2 separate regions of the Homo sapiens genome follow, and region 1 is linked to region 2. A link is a loop called in an ENCODE intact Hi-C map of the cell type or tissue named here. Cell type or tissue: Caco-2. All regions are shown on one strand.

Region 1 (5,000 bases), 64 kb after region 2:
AAGTGTTTTGGGTTTCAATTTTTTTTCTTTTTTTTGGATTTTGGAACACTGGCATTTAGCACTACTAATCTTAAAATCTGAAAAATAAAATGCTCCAATAAGCACTTCCTTAGAGTGTCATGTCATCACTCAAAAAGTTTCAGATTTTGTAGCCAGGCCTGGTGGTGCACGCCTGTAATCCCACCTACTTGGGAGGCTGAGGCAGGAGAATCACTTGAACCCCAGGAGGCAGAGGTTGCAATGGGCCACTGCATTGATCACACCACTGCACTCCAGTCTGGGCGACAGTGAGACTCACCTCAAAAAAAAAAAAAAAAAAAAAAAACCCAACAGCAACAACAACAAAAAGTTTCAGATTTTGGAATGTTTAGGATTTTGAATTAGGACTATTTAATATGTACTTATAATCTGAGAATAAGGCTTTTTACTGTGAAATTCATTAAACTTTTCTGAATGTTTGAAAATGTTCATAATGTTAGAAAAAATAACCACAAGAATAAACTATTAAATTTGGTCAAAACACTGTGGTAGGATCGTTGTGTGCCCCACATTTTTCCAACAGACTCTCCTCTCTCCTCTAGGGTATTTACAGGCTTCTGGTTAAATCTCAGATTTTAGCAGAAAGGAGTAATTTGGAAGCACAAATTTATCTATGAAATATTATAGCAAATCTTTGGAAGGAAAGGAACTCAAGAGTGGTCCTAAACTTGTGAGACACATGATTTCATCAGCTGTCAGCAGAACTGAAATAGCAGAAGTGTGCATGTTACATGTGTATCCGTGCATGCACGCCAAGCAAAACTAGAGCACTTACCTAACACCTTCAAATCTTTCTCTGGCTTCTGCTTTTTGCTCTACTGGGAAACTACAAGCAATCTAGTAGAGACACATGCATACATTTGTAGAAGTAAGTTTCAGATTCCCACCTGGGAAGTTTTCAGGGTAATCTCCTTAGCAGCCACTGTGAAGGCTTAATTCACCTTCCCTCATTTCCTCCCCCAGTATTCATTCTTTAAAATATACTTTTCTCTACTTGGGAATTAGGCTGTTTGTAAAGTTTCAGAAAGTTAATCTTCTCTGGTTCTTGTCCTATTTCTTCCTGTACTGATTTAGGGCCTATAAAGAAACCACCGGAATCACATTTCCTTCTTCATATTTCAAAGTGTTTTTCCTGCAAGTGCTTCCCCACAAAATTACCAAGCCAGAAAGCCTTGAGCTTTTAGGAAGGATTGAGTCTATGGTTCTATTTCATCTAGTTTGAGTTACATCTGGTATATAAAATACGAGAGAACCAGATTTTAGAAAAGCATTTTACATAAGTAAATCTGTAATACAATAGGTATTACCTTATATGTACCAATCTCCCTTCGCCCATTATTTCTCCTCTGAGCTAGTTCTAAATGCTGCTGCAATAAACCTCCTCCCTGCAGACATGCTGAGGAACCATGTCATTCGAAATTCTTTCCTTGCTCTTTTAGAAGTCTGGCCTCAGTTCCCTACTAACGGGCCCTCCTCACCTCCAACTTCCCTACCACTTCCTACTACAGAGCAACTGGATGGCCACTCAAGGTCCCCACACAGAGACTGCTGTTTGTCAGTCTCCTGCCACGACTTTGTTGAAACTGAAGGAGGCAGAGAGGAGGCTCAGCAACATGCCACACGATGGAACATTTTGGTTACCATCACAGTAAACGAGTACAGGGAATGGTCTCAGCAGGGCATGGTGGCTCACACCTGTAATCCCAGCAATTTGGGAGGCCGAGGCAGGAGGATCGCTTGAAGTCAAGGGTTCAAAGACCAGCCTGGCCAACATGGCAAAACCCCATCTCTACTAAAAGTACAAAAATTAGCTGGGTGTGCATGGCAAATTTTTAATTTTATTTATTTACCTATTTATTTATTTTGAGACAGAGTTTCACTCTTGTTGCCCAGGCTGGAGTGCAATGGCATGGTGTCAGCTCACTGCAACCTCCACCTCCCGGGTTCAAGCAATTCTCCTGCCTCAGCCTTACAGGCATGCACCACCACGCAAAAAAAAAAAAAAAAAAGCATGGTCTCTGGAGTTAGTGAAGGATTCAGACCTAGGCTCTGCCACTTCCTAACTGTGGTTCTTTGGGTAAATCATTTACTCACTAAACATGGTGGTGAGGGGTAGAGTAAGGCTGTGTAACCCACAGAGCACCCAGGAGTGTCTTGCACATACTGTGTCCTAAGCAAATACAGGTCAAGTAACTGACACCTGGGGCCAGCATGATTTAGGGTCTGATGACAATGTACAGACGCTCTCGGAAACACAAACATCCCCATGCATAGGAACTAGGCGAAACCTGCAGAGCGAGAGTTCTCCACTATTGACACTTGGGGCCAGGTAATTCTTAGGGTGGGGCTGTCCTGTGTATTGCAGGACGTTAGCAGCATCCCTAGCCTCTATCTGAGATGATGGTAGCACACCCCCCTCCCAGGCGTGACAGCCATATCTGTCTCCAGACATTGCCAAATATCCCCGGGATAGGGAAGGGTAAAATCTCCTCCCCTGTGGAGAACCACCCCTGTAGAGAATGAGAAATATTCCCAAAGTCACTGTGTTACTTCTCTACTGGGATAGCAGCCACCACAATAATGCAGGACGGAAGGAACTGACATGGGAAATCTTTGCCAATGGCTACATTTATGACCGGCACGTCTGAGATGCTGTCACTGCCAGGTACAGCCAACAGGACAAGCCATACACTCTCTAAGCCTTAGTTTCGTCCTCTCTAAAATAGAGATGAGAATTGTACCAAAAAGTTTTGGGCTGTTGTAATAATTACATTAACTAATGCAGACATAGTGCTGAGCCCAGTGCCTAGTGTTCAATAACTGTGAGTCATTATTAATGAATATACACAGCTGGAGTCCAAGTGCTGGCAAAGGAGCACAGGCTTTGGTGCCCCTTCCTGCATTCTGCCTATGCCTCTCCCATTACATCCCTTTCCTCCCTAAAAAGGGAGATAACTCAATACTAAACACAATAGATGGTCACTAGAGCTGGCAGCCTATGGAGCAGGATAAGAGAACCTTGTGAAAAAAGGGGATCCCAAGGATGGCATAAAATGTGGTATCTCACAGCAGAGGTGAAGGGATGCATGCATTTCACACTAAAAATGAAGGGGTGGAAAAATGTTTTATTCTAAACATCAGTTTTTTCTAAAGAAGCAGGATAGGGATCAGGATCGGGGCTGGGCGCAGTGGCTCACGCCTGTGATCCCAACACTTTGGGAGGCCGAGGCGGGTGGATCACTTGAGTCCAGGAGCTTGAGACCAGCCTGGCCAACATGGTGAAACTCCATCTCTACTAAAAAATAAATAAATAAATTAGCCAGGCGTGGTGGTGGGCACCTGTAATCCCAGCCTCAGGAGGCTGAGGCAGGAGAATTGCTTGAACCCAGGAGGCAGAGGTTGCAGTGAACAGATAGCGCCACTGTACTCCAGCCTCGGAAGACAGAACAAGACTCTGACTCAAAAAAAAGCAGGATCCTAAAGGAGGATGAAGGGTAAAAGGGATTTCACATCTTTTATACAAAAAGGTTCCATCCACATACATCCCCTGTCCCAAATATTGCTGGAGTTCCCCAAGTTACAAATACCCTACCATCTCTCTCCAAATTCCCCATGCAGTAACCAAGCTGGAGAAAAGGCACTTACTTCCCAGAGGCTAACGCTGGGAAACACTGACCTCACATTTCTTCACTCTGAGAGGAATTTTACACATACCATGTTTCCCTACTCTCATCCTCTTTTTTTGTTTCAGTTATAGCTCAGTTTAGAGATAAACAGACACCCCACCCATATTCCATTTTCTATGCCTTCCTTTGCTCCACCAGTAAATCATGGGTCACTGGCCACATGGATATATGTATGAAGGGCAAGGAGACATTTACATGTAAGTCTGGAGTAGATCTGAAGCTGTGTATCAGCCGTCACTTGCCATGAGCCTCAGTTTATCTGTATAATGGCAGTGATAAGCTCTGCCTTGCAGATTAAATGATACCATTTTGCAAAGTTCCTGGTTCAGAGATCAGAACATAACAGAATGCTCAATAAATAATTGCTTAATAAAAGACTGCTATTACCATAGATCAAAATTATACATAATCCTCTGTCCTTAAAAGTGCCCAGGTTTACCAGTGGAAATGCCCCTGCCCCAAAGAATCCATTTTTTCCAGTCTCCTCCAAGTAATCTTAAAGATCCCTTACACCACTCCTCTTTCTCCATCCACAAAACCCCCTAAAGCTAAAAGCTAACACAAGTATAGAACGAACCCTCTTGTTTAAGCATGGTTTTCATGCTTTATTTCAGTGATTGCACCGTTTGCCATTATTATTCCAAATGTTGGACATTTTGGCACAAGTTAAGAAACATTCTGGCTCTAGCCTAGGGCCTAACCTTCATCACATGATTTTCCTTGCTGCTTCTGCAAAACATTTTCTATGTCCCAAACACATTTTTGGAAGAAAATCAGTAAACTGGAAACTATCTACACTTTTTTTAATTTCCAACACCTATTGAAATAACTACCCACTCTAGCCAGTTCAACCATGAAAATATAGTGAAAAAAGTCATTGTTGAATTAAAATAGAAAATTTCTTCTCAAATAAATGAATAATTTAAGTGGTTCTGTCCTTCAGTTTAGGCACAGTTTTTATAATAAGTCAGTAAGTATAGAAGTATCTGAATTTTCTATTTCTGATAATTTAAACATACATTAGGTTAAAATTTACAAAGTTAAAAGGCAGTTACCACAAATCCATTCATTTCCTTGTCAATTTTTAAATGAGACTGACACCAAAAAACAAAAACTAAACAGAATTCTTCCCCAGCTAATTTTAAGATAACATTGAAAAGCACAGTTATAAAATGATTTCAGTCTGCTGGGCACAGTGGCTTACACCTTTAATCCCAGCACTTTGAGAACCCAAAGTGGTAGGATCACCTGAGTTCAAGACCAGCCTGAACAACA
Region 2 (5,000 bases):
TCTTATTTTGGTTTTTGTTTGTTTGAGACAGGATCTGTGCTGTCTCCCAGGCTGGAGTGCAGTGCCACAATCTTGGCTCACTGCAACCTCTACTTCCTAGGCTCAAGTGATCCTCCCACCTCAGCCTCCCAAGTAGCTGGGACCACAGGCACATGACTCCAAGCCCAGCTAATTTTTCTAATTTTGTAGAGACAGGGTTTCACCATGTTGCCCAGGCTGGTCTTCAACTCCTAGGCTCAAGCGATCCAACTGCCTTGGACTCCCAAAGTGCTGGGATTACAGGCATGAGCCACTGCGCCTGGTCAACAATTTTAAATCCCACATAAAGAATAGTTTTATATTTGTTCTCCTTTCCTATTCTTTCAACATAGGAAGGCCTCATCTCTGCTGGGGCATTTTTTACTAATGTTTTTACGTTAAACAGTAAAAGCTATGCTTTGTTCTCCAATCCAATAAGCAGTTTCAAATTTACTTACTTTGGTTTTGGGTTACAGAACTGACATGCTGAGAGTCCTAGAAAGAAAATAAAAATATCTAATTATTAAAAGATTAAGGCTTATAAAGTTAAAGAGAAAACCGTTGAGCTTTTAGTATTAAAAGGATAGTCTTATGAAACTTTCAAATATCTAGAAAAATGGAAACAGTGTAGAGAATACCCATACTACCCATCACAGATTCTATAATTATTTCATTATGACTTGCAGCTATCCATCTATTCAAACTTTTTTCATGCATAAGTTGAAAATATTGATTAACCTAATTTTAGCTTTCATTGCTTCTCTTCTTTCCTAGAGTTTATTTTTCCTTTGTTGTTGCACAAAGATATTTTTACAGAGCTTAGTGCTTTAATTTAAAACAAGCAATAATGAGTCACTGTTTTTTTTGTTTTGTTTTTTGTTTTTGAGACGGAGTCTCGCTTTGTTACCCCAGGCTGGAGTGCAGTGGTGCAATCTCGGCTCACTGCAACCTCTGCCTCCCAGGTTCAAGCGATTCTTCTGCCTCAGCCTCTCCAGTAGCTGGGACTACAGGTGCCCGCCACCACACCCAGCTAATTTTTGTATTTTTAGTAGAGACGGTGTTTCACCATGTTGGCCAGGATGGTCTTGATCTCCTGACCTCGTGATCCACCCGCCTCAGCCTCCCAAAGTCCTGGGATTACAAGCATAAGCCACCATGCCCGGTCCATGAGTTACATTTTAAAAATTATTAGAAAATAAGTAAATATATAAAGTAGCAAATTTGAGTTTTTGTAGATAGAACCTTTTTTTTTTTTTTTTTTTTTTTGGTGGTAGAGAGACGGGGTCTCACCGTTGTCTAGGCTGGAGTGTAGTGGCTTAATTACAGCTCACTGCAGCCTCAACCTCCTGGGCTCAAGTGATTCTCCCACCTCAGCCTCCCAAGTAGCTGGGACTACAGGTGCATGCCACCACACCTGGCTAGTTTTTGTATTTTTTTGGAGAGACAAAGTTTTGCCACATTGCCCAGGCTGGTCTTAAACTCCTGGACTCAAGTGATCCACCCACCTCGGCCTCCCAAAGTACTGGGAATACAGGCATGAGCCACCATACCTGGCCTAGAACTACTTTTCACAACAGTATCATGGAAAGGAATAGCTCTCTCACTCTCTCAATATATGTATTATGTATATAAAACAATGAACATGCATATCAGATTGAACAAAACACAGATCTGAAGGTGCTATTTCTACATTTTGAAGGTTATCCAAAAGTATAAATTAAAAAAAAGGAGAATGGCAGTGTTTTAACGCATTGTTCATAAATACTGTAACAGAAACACACAAGTCAGCAGTTTATTTGCTTGTTATTAAACCAGCACTAGTGTAACTGATCACATTAAACTCAAGAAAATGTAGGGAGTGTGAGATATGTAAGATGTATGTGCATATATCTAATTCTGAACGAGAAATCACACACTCAATTTCCCTGCCCCTCTGTTCTCCCATCTCTAAAGTAAGGATCCTCAAATGAGAGAACGTATTGGAAAATCCTGAATGCTTTTTATAAATTATAAAGCTTTATGAAAATCTAGGATGTTCTAAGTTGCAGAATAAATGTTTGAAAGCATTCTGAAGCACTGTAGAAGCTAAATTAATCATAATTTTAACCTCATTTCCAAAGATTTGAACAAGTAATACTTTATCAATCTGCCTCACAGCAATGCCTTACGCTTTTCACTAAGGTGGATGCAATGCCTGCCATACTTTTAAGGAATTACCTTTGTAGGGAAAGGAAACTTGGATGGCTCAGCTGTACTAGGCGTATGTATTGCTGTCAAAGGAGGCGGCCATGAATGGGTCATTTCCTGGAAAGATATTTGGAAAGGGAAGAAAAAGTAAATTATAAATAGAACATTCATTGCTACTTAACATTTTGAACTTAATGTAGAATGGATTGATCATAAATGGCAAGTACAATCTTAAAAGTTATTTCATGTACTTAAAAAAAACAACTCCTATTTCAGTGGGCTATGTTGAAAAGTTAAAGCTCTCCAACATAAAAAACTAAAAAACGCCAGTTTGTAGAAGACAATCAAGGTATAGAACGTGAATGAATTTAACACCCTGAATATTATCAAGCACATAAACTGTACGTAACAGGTACTGCCAGAGCTTGTGGAGCTGTGAAGACTGTAGGTGACAGGTTGGGCTGGAAAAGCAGTCTCTCCTCGATGCATTCTTTCTCCCTCAGCTTCTTTACTGCATTTCCTGGAATTATTTCAGTTCAAAGGAAGAAGAACTTTCCTGTTTGACTTAAGCAAACAAGTAATTCAGGTCACTTGTTCCACTTGGGAGAGTTTTAATGGATTTGACCCTTCCCTGATACACACTATTAGCAAATAAGAACTTTTTTGAAGGAGAGGAGCTTAAAATTACCTTTCTTTTCCATTGAGAAGCTTAATTTTTACAATTTTCTCAGTTGAAGGAAAGATTTCTAAAACTTACAATTGATATATGTATCTTGACATGAATTCTTCTAAACACATTCACAAATTTTTCTAAAAATACTTGTTGAAAACAGGTATGTCAGAAAAAAGATGTGTCAAATTGCAAATACACATACACACACAAACACACTTTTCTAAAAGGCCAAAATGGCATTGGAGACCATTAACTACAACCCCAACATCTACAGATTGAAAAAAACTGAGGTCCAAAATGATTGAGTCAAGGTACCCCAGGAAGTCAAAGGTGGTTCCCACATGTGTCAGACCTGCCCGGCAAACTGGCTTAATACTCGACATGCGGCCGGGCGCAGCAGCTCACACCTGTAATCCCAGCTTTTGGAGGCCAAGGCAGGTGGATCACCTGAGATCGGGAGTTCAAGACCAGCCTGACCAACATGGAAAAACCCCATATCTACTAAAAATACAAAATTAGCTGGGTTTGGGTGTGCATGCCTGTAATCCCAGCTACTCGGGAGGCTGAGGTTGCAGTGAGCCGAGATCGTGCCATTGCACTCCAGCCTGGGCAACAAGAATGAAACTCCGTCTCAAAAATAAATAAATAAATACAAAAATACAAAAATGAGCCGGGCATGGTGGTACATGCCTGTAATCCCAGCTACTTGGCAGGAGAATGGCTTGAACCTGGCAGGTGGAGGTTGCAGTGAGCGGGGATCGCACCATTGCACTCCAGCCTGGGTGACAGGGCGAGACTCCGTCTCAACAACAAAAAAAAAAATTGACATACAACTCTACCAGCAATCTGCGACCCCACAGCATGCTATATTACTCCACCTGTATAACACATGATGTATTCTAACGCCTCATTCTTTTCTAAGTCCTGGCTAACCTATCTCCACAAAAATGCCATTTGATCCTTGCAACAGCTGGAGATGGCACTGTAGCAAGTACTTCCACTTCCAACCTATGTGCAGGTCTCCCGTTGCCCTTCCCCATTGCAGCTCTGTGGGTTACCACAGCCTCAGGAGAGACAGCAGCGACCTCGCACAGTGACGAGTAATGTAAGTGATGCCGGCTTTCTTAATTTTTGTTAAAAGTGAACTCGTGCCCTTGTTTACTGACTGGCCATCTGCTTTGTTCAGGACACAACAGGAGATCTTTCCTAAAATATACTGGAAAGAATAATGGCTATAGCCAAAGACCCAGATTGAATCCTAACTCCAATCCTTACCAGCCATGTCAGCCTAAGTAAGTCATCTGAACCCTAATCCTCAATGCTCACTAAGAGGTAAACTAGAACCACTTATTTTCAAAGTATTGTAAGAGTACTTTATGTACCGTACTGAATGAATACTGCACAGAAGGCACTTAATAAATTAAAAGCATTACAACTTTTAATTAAAAGTCCAGTTTTAAAAGAATTTCAATACTGCACCAAAGAGAGCTTCCTGCTGTTTTATTTACTTGGTAATACTTTAAGGCACAGAACCATTATAATGTTACAACACAAAAACATGTAATAATTAATTGAGAAGGTATCTGAAAACATCACCCTTATGTTTTTCAATAATTTATTTGGAATCTCAATGGTATCTATGACTTTTAGTCACCAAATGCCTAAGGCTGTCCCAGCTATTAAATCAGGCAGTTGGAAAGTACATAAATTCTTTCAAACCCTAAGTGGTTCCCTGGTAGTCTGAAAGGATTTATATACTTCCCTACATGCCTAGCTTACTAGAGGGACTTAAGAGAACTGGGGCCATTATTAAGGAGAAGAGGCTGCTCAGAAAGACTCACAAGGCCATGATTTCACTTCCTACCTTAACAATGACTTGTCACATGAACAGAGACAAATCACTGGGACCTACGTCAGCCCTGGCCCTCCAGGCCCCACAGCTACTGTCTTTTTCTCCTTGCTCATCCTGCTCTGGAGACACTGTCTAGTTCTAATTGTTCCTCTAATACACCAACTTGATACCACCTCGAGGATTTTCCACCAGTTCTTCCCTCTGCCTAGCCTTCTGTTTACTGGCCTGTTGCATTATTCACAGCACCATCAACACCCAACACTATGTATT

The links. Hi-C counts contacts between places; a loop is a spot of excess contacts. Peaks named below come from ENCODE experiments on the same cell type or tissue, not always from the same donor. Only the 100,000 strongest peaks of a DNase experiment are listed, where the experiment ranks them.
Region 1: a loop joins it to region 2, with 6 times the contacts of the local background. A loop is called at or near these places in 21 of 110 quality-filtered maps.

The regions. Positions count from the first base shown.
Region 1 is chr4:87,023,110-87,028,109 of GRCh38, reverse strand. The region is part of intron 2 of AFF1 (ALF transcription elongation factor 1); the gene reads right to left. Among named protein-coding and RNA genes, the nearest start is that of AFF1, 91 kb to the right of the region's middle. In Caco-2, no CTCF peak of the experiment used is centred here; a DNase peak (open chromatin) is centred at 2,299; H3K4me3 peaks cover 380 bases.
Region 2 is chr4:87,087,306-87,092,305 of GRCh38, reverse strand. AFF1 (ALF transcription elongation factor 1) reads right to left here. Exons shown (of 21, transcript NM_001166693.3): 6 at 2,236-2,322; 7 at 477-513. Among named protein-coding and RNA genes, the nearest start is that of KLHL8, 130 kb to the left of the region's middle. In Caco-2, no CTCF peak of the experiment used is centred here; no DNase peak of the experiment used is centred here.